2 separate regions of the Homo sapiens genome follow, and region 2 is linked to region 1. The links are chromatin loops, found by intact Hi-C in ENCODE. Cell type or tissue: left ventricle myocardium inferior. All regions are shown on one strand. Each heading gives the region's core, and the rest is flanking DNA. Links, peaks and the distances in the headings are about the cores only.

What was found. Hi-C counts contacts between places; a loop is a spot of excess contacts. Peaks named below come from ENCODE experiments on the same cell type or tissue, not always from the same donor. Only the 100,000 strongest peaks of a DNase experiment are listed, where the experiment ranks them.
Region 2: a loop joins it to region 1, with 4 times the contacts of the local background. A loop is called at or near these places in 2 of 110 quality-filtered maps.

Annotation. Positions count from the first base shown.
Region 1 is chr1:240,803,015-240,808,404 of GRCh38, reverse strand. It overlaps RGS7 (regulator of G protein signaling 7), which reads left to right. Exons shown (of 19, transcript NM_001364886.1): 15 at 2,079-2,265. Among named protein-coding and RNA genes, the nearest start is that of GREM2, 190 kb to the right of the region's middle. In left ventricle myocardium inferior, for the core only: no CTCF peak of the experiment used is centred there; no DNase peak of the experiment used is centred there.
Region 2 is chr1:240,742,682-240,748,071 of GRCh38, reverse strand. LOC100506929 (a long non-coding RNA gene) reads left to right here and starts at 4,422. Exons shown (of 3, transcript NR_188405.1): 1 at 4,422-4,481; 2 at 4,994-5,238. In left ventricle myocardium inferior, for the core only: no CTCF peak of the experiment used is centred there; no DNase peak of the experiment used is centred there.

The DNA of each region.
Region 1 (5,390 bases), core at 311-5,310:
TTAACTTCTCAACCCCTTTATATTTTATGCTTATTTCCAGGCCCATTTCAGATGTCACTGGATTTAGAATAGCTTTGTCTAGATCCCCCTTTTCCAATCCAGCACTTGCCCCAGCAGAGGGGCTCTTTCCTGCTTGCCTTTCCCAGACCGTCTAGTTCGTTCTCTTCCTAGAGAGCCATTCATGTACTTCCTGGTGTTACGGCCAATTAAATGGTTTATCTTTTTCTCTACTCATTCTTTGAGGACAGAGACTGTTTTGATTGATGTGTTCAGAGTGTGCTGGCATGAACTTGCCTGAGCATATGTTAATTTCAACACTTCTGCTCCCTCGGATTATGCGTAGTATTCCCTTTTTTTTTTTTTTTTTTTGAGATGAAGTTTTGCTCTTGTTGCCCAGGCTAGAGTGCAATGGCATGATCTCTGCTCACTGCAACCTCCACTTTCCGGGTTCAAGCGATTCTCGTGCCTCAGCCTCCCGAGTAGCTGGGATTATGGGCATTCGCCACCACACCCAGCTAATTTTTGTATTATTAGTAGAGATGGGGTTTCACCATGTTGGCCAGGCTGATCTCAAACTCCCGACCTCAGGTTATCTGCCCGCCTCAGCCTCCCAAAGTGCTGGGATTACAGACGTGAGCCACCATGCCCAGCCTCGCATAGTATTCCTATTAGAGTGCACAGTGTCTAAATCTGTGTTTTAAGAGGGAAAGGTCTTGAGCCTTCCTTTCTAAAAGTCATGGTGGTAGTTTCCTGTTTGAGGCGTTGTCAAACTTAGATTATCCTCTGCTACATATATCTATAAAAAAACAAAATCTGGAAATGAAAACTCAAAAATCACTAGACTGAGTAGTAGTTGATATTCTAATTCTAGCTCATGCACTTCATTACTGATTTCTGATTATTTATTAATGGTCAAGTTAAAGCTTAGTAGTTACGAAGGTACTGCTGATCACCTGTGCCTCTCTTAAGACTCTGTAGCCTGAAGTTTGCTGTCTCTGTGGCCCTCTTTGCCTTTCTTTGACTTCGTCTACTATTAGAGCAGTAAGAGTGTTTATGGAGGATAACACAGTCCTAGCAGCTCCTTTTTCTAGTAGAGTGTTTGTTTCTATTAACAAATTATGATATACTCATTTATCTTTTAAACATTATTTCTAGAGATCTAACCAGCAAGCTCTAGCCTAGAGCAAAATATTGAAGAAATGCAACCGATTAATACAATGTGGCCCCTTCTCACTAGACTTTACCACTTGCTATTATCAACCAAAACACACTCCCAGGTTCTTTCAGTATACATATGGTATAAATAAGTCTATCTTCAGAAGTAAGTCAGTATATATTATTCCGTGGCTTCTGAATTGCAATGATGCCTCTACACATTTCAACTTTTCAAATAATTCCATGTGAAAGCTTGCTGCTTTGGTCATTCCATAACTCTCTCAATTAAATTACCTTAACATTAGTTAATTGTTTTTATTTTTCCAGCCAGAGCATTTTCTGATCTTATGTCCAGGCCTCTTTTAACTCCAGCAAAGCTTCTTTGTAATTCCCTTACCACCTAGAACAGAAAAGGCTCTCCATACTAGCCCCCATTGCTGAAATGGACAGAACATCCAAAGAACACAGTGTAATGCACAGCTTTATCTCCCAATTGGAGGCTCCATGTCCCACACCTTTAATTCCCTTCAAACTCCTCTTTGTTTTCAATCAACAGTCAGAAGTGCTACTTTCCTTAGGTAAAATCAGTGTTATACGGGGCTCTGACAGATCTGCTTTTAACAACAAACACTTAGAAGAGAGAGTTTTTCATGTTTCTTTATATTTTTATTAATATTTTTTATTTATATTTTTAAAATATTTTTATTAATATTTTTATATTTTTATTAATAATTATTTTTCATAATAATCTTCCAAAGAAGATTATCCTTTGAACACAGTCAGTACCACCCTGATACTGGAAGCCCTCAGAGAAAGTGAGCTGGCTGTGAGTCGTCATGATGAACTGCATGATCCGTAAATGTCACAAGAATTTTCAGATGATGGGCCATCAGAGTAAACACCCGATCTCACATTCTGCATAGATTCTGGCTGGCAGTGGAGGACCTGAAAAAGAGGCCTATTAAAGAAGTACCCTCAAGAGTTCAGGAAATATGGCAAGAGTTTCTGGCTCCCGGAGCCCCCAGTGCTATTAACTTGGATTCCAAGAGTTATGACAAAACCACACAGAACGTGAAGGAACCTGGACGATACACATTTGAAGATGCTCAGGTGGGTGTACGGTGAGCCTCACACCACAAACGTGCTTCCGAGAAGTTGAGCGTTAGATGTATTCATTTTATTTTCATTCTAAATGGCAGCTATTTCTAACATTTTCAATTTAGATAACTGTAAAATAACTCTAACTGATCTAGGAAGGAACAAAGACACATTAAACTGAATAGTTTTTTTAAAACCTGGGAATATTTTCTAAGTTTGAATATTTTTATATGAAGGGGCATATTTGAAATATTTTACAACTTTTACTTCATTTTCTACTCTGTTTGTCCCCCCAGTAAGTGAGCAAACACCATCTAATGATGACCCCACCTCAGTAAAAGATTTTTTAAAACATTTTTTTAAAAAGATTTAAAATCTTTAAGGCATCTTCAATGTAGACATTCTAAGACTCTGACATTCCTGAATTATTCATTATTATAAATTATTCAAACTGAATTAGCTTAAAGTTATGTCAAACTCAAACCAGTTTTATCTCTGGTGAAAAAAAAAATCAAACATTAGATTCTGACATTTCTTAAATTTTCAAGTTAATTTTTTAGCCTACAGAAAGAAAAAATAAGGAAAACTGATTCTAACTTCCTAAGGCAAATTTTCAGTCATCTTTTCTCAAACTGGATCTTAATTCCCTTTGTAGAAACAACTTGAATTTCTGCCTTCTCTCAAAAAATGTTGAAACTTAAGAAGAAAAATAAACTTGTAATGAGGGGATAGTGTTTCCTAATAATGTGGTATTTTATTTTATTTTATTTTATTTTTGGAAACAAGTTCTCTCTCTGTTACCTACAGTGGCATGATCATGGCTCGCTATAGCCTTGGCCTCCCAGGCTTAAGCAATCCTCCTACCTCAGCCTCCCAAGTAGCTGGGACCATAGGCATGCACCACCATGCCTGGCTAATTTTTTTTTATTTTTTTTTGTAGAGACAGGGTGGGTCTCCCTATGTTGCCCAGGCTGGTCTCCAACTCCTGGGCTCAAGCAATCCTCCCACCTTAGCCTCTCAGAGTGCTGGGATTACAGGCATAAGCCACTGCACCCACTCCCTAATGATGTGTTGAAGTTGGTTTTTAAATCAGAACGTGCATACTTCATAACTTCTTAAACTTCTTTTGGAGAAGAATATTAATTCTAAAAAGTACCTTTTAAAAAACACACATTACTAAAATAAAATATAGAAGATGAAGAATGAGATACACGAATATCCTTCCTTATTTCCACTCTCTATAGAAAATATATTTCTCCTTGGCTTTCATTTAAAGAAATCAGCAACTGTGTAGTAAACTAACATGAATTTTAACAGCTAACTGGATACCTATCCCATGTGGTTCAGCCATGGTCTCCAATGTAGAAATAATTACACTCTAGAGAGACACAGGACAGAGAGCAGGCCAGAAACTCTGGCCCTGCTGCTCACTTCTCTGCTGATTTTTCTTTCTTTCAGTCCAAGATAAAATGCCGAGCATCTTTCTAGAGCCAACAATGTGGAAAATGTTTGGAATGCCCTTCCTGAGGTTTAAAATAGAATTTTTTTTAGTTATCGGTGTCATTTAAAAATATTCTTGCCTAAGAGGATCCTCTTTTCTTACAGAAAAAAAAATTCTATAGAAAACAATACCACTTGGCCCTAGATTTCTTTTTCAGTTAAGCTCAGATATTTAATTCTAGTTTTTTTTGTGGTTTTTAAAAAAAATCTGATCGTAAGGTAAATTGCCTGGGTTCTGATTTCAGCTCTGCTCTGTGACCACTTCTCCACGCCTCAGTTTCTTCACCTGTAAAATGGACATAATGGTTACCAACCCCATAGGGGTTTTGTAAGGCTTATATTAACTAATACAGGAAAGCACTTAAAAGAGTACCTGCCATATACCCAAGTATATTTGAGCACTTACTATCCACACCCCATGCTTTGCTACACATTTATTATTCCTTTAATCATCACAACAATGCTATTTTATAGATGAGAAAATTAAGGATCAGAGAGATGAAAAAGTTGGCCTATATTTATCCCATTTGTAAGTGGTAGTTCTTGAGCAAGGTAGAATGTGAATCTCAAAATGCTTAACTCCAAAACCAGCCATTGCTCTACTTTTCAAACAAATTCCCATACAGTTCCAAACTTAACATCCTTTGAAGATCACCATTGGGCTAAGTCTTGAGATTTAATCCTGAATGTCTTTAAATGAATTTAAAGTAACTTCAAATTATTGCTGTTGTGTTTAAGACCAGAGAACTGGAGTCATTTCTTGAAACATCTATTTTCTTCAAGAAAAAAAAAAAGAAAGAAAAGAAAACTGGAACATTCAGAATGCTCTCCAATAGTTCCAAGCTCTACACCTAACTGATATTTCACTAGAGTTGGAAGATCAAGGCACATGTTAGCTCCCTGAGCTGCGGTAGACCAGAGTGGAACCTCCCTAGATTGGGTCTAGATTGAATTGAATGAGTACCTTTTTCCTTTTTTTTTTTTGACTTGTCTATCAAAATTCATCATCAAAACAGAATATTGCAAACTTCTTAGGGGCAAATGATCAACTATTTACCTAATCTGTCACTGGGTAAGTAATAAGAAAGAGCACACAAATTTGGAGATTTAGCAATTAAATATCACAAAATTTATTTTTGGACTTGTGCTCTGACCCAAAGTGGGTATGGAAGACAATTTTCCATGCAATTTGTACCAAAGAGATGATTTGATTCTTCTGGGTAGTTGGCACCCTCCCAGTAAATGTAGAGGCCAAAGGTATCCAGGATGATTACTCAGTCTGAGTCAACATTACCCACTTCAGGCCTGGAGTAGTTTTAAGAGACAGCAAATTTAGTTATATTCTCTAGTGATCTATATAAGTCAACAACTTGATTTGAGGTAATTTTATGACATTTTATTAATCAAATTCCATTTTTGTAATGACTGGATGTGATTTGCCTCCTCAGTAGCTCCTAAACCAATTTAAACAATGATCTATGAATGAGATAATGAATTTGAAGATCTAAATATCCTGTAAATAGAAGGTATTCTAATCAGCATTGTTATTACTATTTTTCGCTGCTACTAGATTTGTTCTTTAGCCATGTGTGACATCATGATATTTTACTTTTCCCAAGAAATCATAAAGAAGCACC
Region 2 (5,390 bases), core at 62-5,061, 60 kb after region 1:
TTTTTCACATACTCATTGGTTAATTGTATGTCTTATTTTGAGAAATATTTATTCAGGTCCTTCATCCAATTTTTAAATGGATCACTTGTTTTCTTATTGAGCAGTTTTGAGCTCCTTACATATTTTGGATATTAACCTCTTACCAGGTGTGTTTTGCAAATATTTTCTCCCATTTCACAGGTTGTCTTTTCACTCTGTTGATTGTTTCCTTGGCTGTCCAGATGTTTTTTACTTATATGTAATTCCACTTGTCTATTTTTACTTTTGTTGCTTGTGTTTTTGAGGTCATATTTTAAAAATTATTGCCCAGACCAATGTAATGGAACTTTTCGCCTAAGTTTTCTTTGGTAGTTTTACTTTCAGGTCTTACATTTAAGTCTTTAATCTGTTTTGAGTTAGTTTTTGTAAATGGTGTGAGATAAAGATCTGATCTCATTCTTCTGCATATGGATTTCTGGTTTTCCCCAACACCATACGTTGAAGAGACTTTTCTTCCCCCATTGTTCGTTCTTGGCATCTTTGTCAAAGATCAATTGACCATAAAGGCATGGATTTATGTCTGAGCTCTCTATTGCTCTATTGGTCCATGCATCTGTTTTCATGCCAGAGCCATGCTTTTTTTTTTTTTTTTTTTTTTTTTTTTTGAGACAGAGTCTCGCTCTGTCACCAGGCTGGAGTGCAGTGGCGCGATCTCGGCTCACTGCAACCCCCGCCACCCGGGTTCAAGTGATTCTCCTGCCTCTGCCTCCCAAGTAGCTGGAACTACAGGGGTGTGCCAACACTCCTGGCTAATTTTTGTATTTTTAGTAGAGACGGGGTTTCACCATGTTGGCCAGGATGGTCTCAATTTCCTGACCTCGTGATCCATCTGCCTCGGCCTCCCAAAGTGCTAGGATTACAGGTGTGAGCCACTGCACCTGGCCAACCATGCTATTTTGAGTATTATATCTGGTAGTAGGTTTTGAGAGCAGGTAGTGTATTACTTCCAGCTTTGTTCTTTTTGCTCAAGATTTAAGATTGCTTTTTCTATTTCTGTGAAAAAAAATCATTGGAATTTTGATAGGGATTGAATTGAACCTGTAGATATCTTTAGGAGCATGTATATTTTCACAATATTAATTCTTCTAATCCATGAACACACGGTATCTTTCCATTTACTTATGTATGTCTTCTTTAATTTCTTTCATCAATATTTTATTATTTTCAGTATACAGAAAGTATACAGTTCACCTCCTTGATTAACTTTATTCCTAAGTATTGTATTATTTTAGCAGCAATGTAGAGTTTTTTAATTTCTTTTTTTGATACTTTATTGTTACTGTACAGAAAGGCTACCAGTTATTTTATGTTGATTTTTTATTCTTCAACTTTACTAAATTAGTTCTAACAGTTTTTTGTGGAGTAGTTAAGAGTGTTGTGTATACAAGAATATGTCATCTGTGAACAGGACAATTTGACTTCCTTCTTTCCAATTTGGATGCCTTTTATTTCTTTCTTTTGCCTAATTTCTCTGAAGCTACAGTAATTTTAGAAGAGTGAAATTAGCCTAGAAATACATGAATAGGTAAATGAGGTAAATGCAACAGACAAAAAGCCCAGATACAGACAGAAGCATAAATAGAAGTATAGTTGTATGATAGGGAAGCATCACAAATCAGTGAGAGATAATGTACACTATTAATCAAATGGTAGGGAGACAGTTATCACTATGGAAAAAACAAAATTGGAAAAAAATGTGGAATATAAAATAAACTCAATAAATTATATACAAAACTATGGAAAAAGTAAACTGTTTGAGTCAAAAAGTTTATGACCTTGGGTTACAAAGAAAATAATTGTATTAGCCCAAGATAAGAACAATAGAATAGAAAGTCATAAATGTGGCTATATCAAAATTTTAAACTTCTACTTAATCAGAAACAGCATATACAAAGATGAGACAACATGTAGGATGAAGAACATATATAATGGAGTGTTACTTTTAATGATATGATACCAGGCCAGGCGCCTGTAATCCCAGCCCTTTGGGAGGCCGACGGGGGTGGATCACTTGTGGTCAGGAGTTGGAGACCAGCCTGGCCAACATGGTGAAACCCTGACTCTACCAAAAATATAAAAAAATTAGCCGGTGTGATGCACGTGGCTGTGATCCCAGCTACTCAAGAGGCTGAGGCAAGAGAATTGCTTTAATTCAGGAGGCAGAGGTTGCAATGAGCTGAGATTGTGCCACTGCACTCCAGCCTGGGTGACAGAGCAAGACTCCATCTCAAAAAATAAAGATATGATACAAAAATAACTAAAATTTACAAAGACAAAGATGACTCAATAGAAAACTTATGGAAAATATATAAAGGGGCAATTTACAGAATCCAAATACCAACAAACATATGAAAAGATGATAAAAGTCACCAGTAATCAGGAAAGTACAAATTAAAATAATGCTATGCCATTTTTCACCCATTGGATCAGCCAACATTTTAAGATCTAACAGTATTACATATTGTTGAGAGGTCAAAATGAAGTTCAGGTAAGTTGCTGATGGAAATCACTACAACCATTGCAGAGGGCAATTTGATTGCATTTATTAAATGTGAAAATATACATGCTCTATTTCTCAGAGATTCTTTTCAGTCTCTAGGTTAAATATGTGTGGATATGGAAATATGTAAAGATGAGTATTACAGCATTCTTTATAAGAGAGGAAAGGAGGAAGGTAGAAAGTAACCACATAATTCAACAGGGGAATGAGTAAATAAGTGAGCAAATGAATTGAAATCACATGGATGATTATTCAGTAGTTATAAGAATGAACTATATTTATAGGTATCTATATATATAGTTCCAAAAATAACATTGAGTAAACAAGTAAGCTGTCAAATAACGTGTACCAATGTGTATGAAACCCCAGAAAGAGAGTATTTTCTGTGGCTATATGTGTGTGAGTGTGTGGGGGTGAAAGTATATAAAAGAACCCTGATAATAGCGATTGGTTCTGCTTGGAGGTTGAGTCAATATGGATTATGATAGGGGTCAAAGTAAGAGTTTGTTTCTAACCATAACATTCTAGTTTTTAAAGAACTTATCATATAGTCACATATAACTTGTGCAATTTTTGTTGTTGTTGTTGTTGTTGTTTTTGGAGACGGAGTCTTGCTCTGTCGCCCAGGCTGGAGTGCAGTGGCCTGATCTCAGCTCACCGCAAGCTCCGCCTCCCCGGTTCACGCCATTCTCCTGCCTCAGCCTCCGGAGTAGCTGGGACCACAGGCGCCCGCCACCACGCCTGGCTAATTTTTTGTATTTTTTTGAGTAGAGACGGGGTTTCACGGTGTTAGCCAGGATGGTCTCAATCTCCTGACCTCGTGATCCGCCCGCCTCCGCCTCCCAAAGTGCTGGGATTACAGGCGTGAGCCACTGCGCCTGGCCAACTTGTGCAATTTTTTAAGATATGATAAAAAAACCAAAAGCCAACATGCTAATATCTTAACACCGGTTAATTCCAACTGGTGCCAGTATGGATGAGTTTTCTTGTCTGACTTCAACATGAAATCTTTCACCTATTCTAGTAGGAGTGAAGTTTCTCATATGAAAAATACATAAGTACTATATTATTCATTGATTTCAAATAATTTTATAATTTTGTCATCCCCTGAGAAACCCAAAATTTCTGTAAGTCCTGGCATTAAACCAAAAGTCTGAATTACCAACAGATTCTATTTCTCTTGGATCTTTTTTTCTATCATATGCTTCCACTAAAGATCAATTTGAGCCTGAATGTTAGTGTTCAAATATATTGCATTTCAGATGAGTTATAAGAATGAAAAGGCAGAATTCTTTATTACTAATAAAGATAATTCATTAGCTGCTGCAGGAAGAAACCATGCTATTTCCAAGGGACTGGGGGAGGAGAATAGAGGCAATTATCTATTAAATGTACTCTCTATAGAGGAGCAAATTAAACTAGTAAAGATAAGGGTGGAGTGTATCCTGAAGTTTCTTTAATCCATTTACAGTGTATGCCTGGCACTGGAGTACCTAATACACTAAATCTTCGAGTAATCTAATGCCCATTTTGCTCTTGGCTTCTAGCTCTGAAAGAAGAGTGGCAAACTAATTGTGAAAGCAACAGAGGCTTTTATGGTCTTCACAAAGCTTGGTGTATCCAAATGCAGATTAGTCTCAGGGATGCCATGTCAGTTAAGAGTAATCTATGGTCCTTTCAAAACTCTTGCTGGGTTTTGCCTAAGATTCGAAGCCTAAAGCTCTGAATTCTGACCTCCCTGATTACTGACTGAGGAAACAATATCCCCAAAATGGAAAGCTCCAGGTCTGTGTGCTTAGATTTAGGCTCCAAGGACTGAACACCCTGCATGTAAGGTGTGTGTCTAAGCAGTATTTATGACATAACAAACCAGCCAAGAGCTGGAGGTTCTGATCAGCAAATAAGGAAGGAACAACATCTGACATCTTTACCCACTTTAACTGTGAGTATATGAAATCTAGGCAACAAAATAAATAGAACAGAGACTGGAAGACGTGATGCTTCCTGGGAGAACATGTGCCCGTAAGGATCGATCTCATGGGATTCTTAGGCAGGTCTTGCTAACACAAAATCTGTGGGTGCAAACAATATGTATTCTATATTATATTATATATAGTCAGACCTCATTTTCCCACTGTATCTGGCATCAACACCCACCATCTATTTGAAGCACAAGTTTCTAATATTATATTTACAGGCAAAAAGTCAGGACCATCAAATGGCCTGCGTGCTAACTGCTGTACACACTAAGCAAAAACAGATTGAACTTTATCAATTTGCTGTTCGTAAAATGACTTCAAGATTCAAAGGTCTAAAGTTTTCTCTGGTGACCACACCTGAGGGTATCACACATTCAAAGCTTTTCCACGTGACTTTCTAACATTCTTGTCATTGTAGGATTAAAAATTGCACCACTGACTCAGGGAAATAACCTGGTTTTTTTCTTTTGCTCAGGAAAGTTCCCACAATAATCTCATCATGAGGCTCACTCGTTCTCACCTCCAGAGTTCTGGGGGGTAAAATAATACATAAATGCAAGGATTATCTTATATATACACCAAGGGAAAGGAAATACTGCCTATTAAGAATTAGCAGCTAACAGCTGGGCGCGGTGGCTCACACCTGTAATCCCAGCACTTTGGGAGGCCAAGGCAGGCGGATCACAAGATCAGGAGTTCGAGACCATGCTGGCTAACAAGGTGAAACCCCGTCTCTACTAAAAAAAAATACACACACAAAAAAAATTAGCCGGGCGTGGTGGCGGACGCCTGTAGTCCCAGCTACTTGGGAGTCTGAGGCAGGAGAATGGGATGAACCCAGGAGGCGGAGCTTGTAGTGAGCCGAGATCGAG